Linked DNA regions of Mus musculus: region 2 is linked to region 1. A link is a loop called in an ENCODE intact Hi-C map of the cell type or tissue named here. Cell type or tissue: left cerebral cortex. All regions are shown on one strand.

Region 1 (2,500 bases):
TACTATAAAAACAAACTAACAAAGCATTGCTTTACAGATGAAAAGTAACTAAGGAATGTATGAGTGAGCGATACACACATTGAATTTATTAGGTAAGTTTCCATGATAAGACGTGAGTTGTGCAATAATATCTGTCTTGCTGAAGAGGCTAAGATCCTGCTAACTAACTGGTCCATGAAACTAGAAGCCTCCGAAGTTAAAGTCTGGTGCTGAAGATCAAAAAAATGTTAGAAGACTTGCTAGCATTCATTCATTTATTGGAAGACCAAAATAGCTGGATTTTCTGGAGGATTCAGCAACACTAGTAGATGTAATCACTAAGGAAGAAGTCAAGGCAATAGTGTTGATATTTCCACAGACTTTTGAATATGACCACTTTGAGACTGTGTTTCTCAGTTAGTAATCTCTGGGAATATTTTTACAAACAAGGAAAGAAGTTTATCTCCTTTTGTGATGCAGAAATCTCATGGAATAGCTATTAGATAATCCCTCTGAGATTAAAGCTTTTCCTCCTAATTATTGTCTATTGTCTAAGATGATAGCCATCTCAGGCCATAAATGCATCTCAGTTATGAATTGTTGACCGGCATGTGCTAAGCTCAAGGTTCCATCCACAACACAAGTACCAGCACCAGCAGAAGAAAAAGACATACCCAGCTTTTCAGTCATTGTGTAATACATGAGAAAATTTGAATTCTGTAATTATATTCTCAATAATAAATCTGAAGCTTGAAATTTGTAAGTTTTATACTTGATAGCACTATAGTCCACAAAATAGTATTTGTAAGATCATCTGCCAATAAGTCTGGTCACTTGTCACATTTTTAAACTTTTGGAAGCCATTTCTCTTACCATGGAACGTAGTTCAAGTTGTTGTGTTCTAGAACAGAAGTGAATATTTAGAAGCGCGATAAACTAAATTCATTTGGAATGATTGTCACAGAAGGAATAAAAGGAACTTTCAGGCGATGGATAACTTTTCAAGTTATAATGTGAATATAAAGAAGTATAAGCATCTAATAAGTTTTAACCTATTCTTTCAATATTTCTGAACTTCAATGCAAGTTATGTGATGTTCACATATTTTTTAAACTAATAAACCCTGAACGATTGGGTGGGGAAAATAAGAAACAAAAAACAAAACAAAAAAACCAAAAATGTATTTTAGATACACTTGGTAGTGAACTAGTGTTAACAACAAATACAATATGGTAGTTCTCCTTATAACAGGTGAAAATTACCAAAATTACACAGGTAACAATTCAACATGTTATTAAGGACAATTTATGAATACTTCTCAGGATTCTCTTTTTATTTAGATCACTCACTGTAAAAATATGATAATAAATATTTTCATATTTGAAAGGAAGCCATATTTTACCCATTTTCTTAATTCTGAGAACAATTTACTGAAGTATAACAAATCTAACAAATTTTTAAGAGTAGTTAACACATACAAAGAAACAGGTACTGTTGTAGACGTTTGTCCTCTACACACAATATTGTTATATTATTCAAAGCATTTAAGATCATCCTCAAGAGACACATGGAGCCTGTTGAGATTTTTTCATTAAAGAAGGGTTAGAGATGGGTAATTAGACCCTCACCTGAGATTTGAGGTAGTACATTGTACAGCCCCTATTAGATGTATACGATCCTAACCCAGCTGCACATATACTAAGGATGTATATAGGAAATAGAGGCTTAACAGAGGGACATTTCTGTGTATGCAGCTATGGGAAAACAATAATCTATGCAAGGGAGATATTTTTGTTGATGCATATTTTTAAGGTTAACTGCATTTCTGAAAATAATGCATCATTCATGCTCCCAAAGAGGACAATAAACTCATTGATTCACCAAGCTAGACTTCATTAGAATTGTTCTTTTGCTCTGTAGTTAGAGCTCTATCTTGAAGAAGTAGTGATTTGTTCACACCATCTGAGGAAAATTTTAATAAAATCCTGTCAACTAATATAGGTCAACAATTTAGGCAATACTTCAAAGATTCTAAAACCATATTGTATACCACACATTGTAATATTTAATATGCTATCTTACTTCCTAGTAAAAACTAAATATATGCCACTCATTTTCATTTTTAGCTATAATGATATTAGATTTCTATGAAGTTCTATAGGAAAGTAATATTAGCTGCTTCTGCTACTGGTGAAAAAAAGGAAAAAAAATCTCAGTTGTTTATTATAGAACCGTATATATTATCACTCATACCATGGTCCAATAAGACATATTCCAGAATGACATTTCAGAGAAAAAATATTTTACCTTATCACATTTCCCTTTTCTATGTTCTTTACAGCTCCTTTATCTGGCAATCATACAAGAAAAAGAGAAAATAGAAGGGTATTTGTATAATTCTGTGATTGACAATTCAAAGTGCTATATATCACTTCAGTATGCATTTTATTGTCTAAATACCAGTGGAAATTTTGGCTCACAGTATATTACAAGCAGAAAATATCACACAAAATATCATTTC
Region 2 (2,500 bases), 64 kb before region 1:
TCTTCAATTCAATTCCATTGATCAATGTGTATGTCTCTTTACCAATACCATGCTGTTTTTTTCACTATTACTCTGTAGTAAAGCTTGAATTCAGGAATTGTGATTCCTCCAGCTATTCTTTAATTGTTAAGAATTGGTTTAATTTTTTTTTCTGGGTTTTTGCCTTTCCAGGTGAATTGCTCTTTCCATGTCTTTGAAGAATTGTTTTGGGAATTTGATGGGGATTGCATATTTTGCTCACAAATTTTTCTTTGTTTCATTTTGTTCTGCTTTTTAACTTTATATGTTTGTGTATGTATTCCTGAGTGTTTATATATGTGCTGTGTGCCTACAGAGGACAGAAGAGGACATGGAATCAGATCCCATATAGCTAGAGTTAAAATGGTTCTAAATTCCCATTTGGATTCTTGAAGTCAAACTCAGGTATTTTGGAAAGCAGAAAGTGCAAACCACCAAGTATTCTAGACAGCCCCACTCATAAATTTGTAATCTTCTGTACTATATCTGAATTTTACCCAAATATAAAAATATGGGATTAACAGATATTCCCATTTATTCATAAATTTTATGTACTTTTATATTCGATGTGATCAAACATTCATTTCAAAAAATCTATATCCTAGAAAGTAATGTATACAACAAAACTAAAACTAGTTTCTCATTTCATACATGCCTGCTAGTGGTTGATCTTGTAAAAGTAAGTTGTAATGTTTTGTAGATTAACATACACATATAGCTGTTTGTTGTATAGATATACAGTAGCGGGTTCCTTAATTATGAGTATGCATATGAAGGTAGAAATATATCTCATTAAATAGCTGCATAATATTTGTTTATAAATTAATTTTACAATGTGATAACCAGAATTATTCTTCTATTCCTGCATTTATTTCAATTAAAATGCCAATTTTATTATTGCTTTTGTTATTGTTGGATTACTGTTCTCATTTTCAAATACTGATGGTTCTGATCTGAATACTAAGAAGTAGGGACCATGACTACCATTGGAGAATAACAATTAGTTACTGTGGAAGCCCTATCTGCACATTTACAGGAACAGAGAGGTGCAAAGCAGACAATGACAGAAGGACAGAACAGATGGTATGTAGAACTTAGAGCCCTATAACTTGTTTTTATCAGTAGCTTTCATAATATGAAATAGAATGCCAGTAAGAAGGTATGCATGTGTGTGTGTGTGTGTGTGTGTGTGTGTGTGTGTGTGTCTGTTCGTTCTGTATAATTTGATTGCTGACACTCCAGGATAAAGTCAGCAGCTACAAAGATAAAACTTTGGCTAGATAAAGATACTCGGCACTGCTCAGTGTGCAGTATTTAATCATTTACAGATATCAGGAGTGACACTTCAAAAAAGCAAAAAATCAATATTGCTCAATTTAGCTATGTGTAGCAACTTCCTCATGCTGAGAAGGACCTGTCTAGTACAAGTAAGAGCGATGTAGACTGTGAGCAGCTTTTGTAAAATGTTGCTGCTTTATTGTGATAGCAAATGCAGAACCCAAAAATAGAACGGTACATTTTCTAAAAATTTTCAAGTACTCTATATATGTGACTTTTGAGATGCTACTATTGAAGCACCTTTAATTACATGGTCCTTGAATTACTGAAAATCTCTCTTTGCTTTTGGTTATTGATATGATATCATTACTGTGTTCAAGGGAAGCAAGACATGTGTAGTTAAATTACCTTTCACTTTTTATATGTTCATACATTCATATGTTTAAATATATACATACTCTTGTATGTGCATGTACATGCATATTCATAGTGGATGCACATATATAGGAAGGGAGTACATGTATATGTGTGCACATATATTTGTAGTCCAAAGGAAAACATTAAGTGTTGTTTCTCAGAAAACATCTATACATCTTTAAAAGAGAGAGAGAGAGAGAGAGAGAGAGAGAGAATGTCTCTGACCAAAAATTCTACAAATAGACTAAGTTGGCTGACTGACCAGCTCCAAGTACCCATTTTTGTCTGCCTCCCCAGGATTGGGATTACAAGCAGGTACCAGAACACTCATCTATTTTGGTCTGGGTTCTGGATATTACACTTGTCTTTGTATGTCAAAGTAAGCACACTTCTTTGACTGGTCTCTCTTTCTAGCTATCCCGCTATAGTATGTGTACCTACTTTAAGCCCTACAACATAATTTTGTGCACTTCAGGCTAAGATTGCCTCCACGCAATTTGACAGTAAACTTTAATATTCTTTGCCTTTGAAAATAAATGATGTTTATTCAGTTTATTTTTGTCCCTTATTCAAGTGTCTTAATATACTAGCAGACCAACTGACTTACCATTAACTTGCTTATTTTCTAGGCACAGTTCTAACTAAGTACCATGAATAAGTGAGTAAAAGTAAGACTCCACTCTTGGAGCTTATATTCAAATAGAGAAGCACAATATAATAATGGTTAGGAAAATTTAACAATATTAAGATAAACAAATATTTCCATCCACCTTTTCTATATAAAAAC

The links. A loop is a pair of places that touch in the nucleus more often than their neighbours do. Peaks named below come from ENCODE experiments on the same cell type or tissue, not always from the same donor. Only the 100,000 strongest peaks of a DNase experiment are listed, where the experiment ranks them.
Region 2: it touches region 1 in a loop (4-fold over the local background); 2 of 42 quality-filtered maps call a loop at or near these places.

Annotation. Positions count from the first base shown.
Region 1 is chrX:67,883,574-67,886,073 of GRCm38, forward strand. No RefSeq gene overlaps it. Among named protein-coding and RNA genes, the nearest start is that of 4933436I01Rik, 37 kb to the right of the region's middle. In left cerebral cortex, no CTCF peak of the experiment used is centred here; no DNase peak of the experiment used is centred here.
Region 2 is chrX:67,819,972-67,822,471 of GRCm38, forward strand. No RefSeq gene overlaps it. Among named protein-coding and RNA genes, the nearest start is that of 4933436I01Rik, 100 kb to the right of the region's middle. In left cerebral cortex, no CTCF peak of the experiment used is centred here; a DNase peak (open chromatin) is centred at 1,307.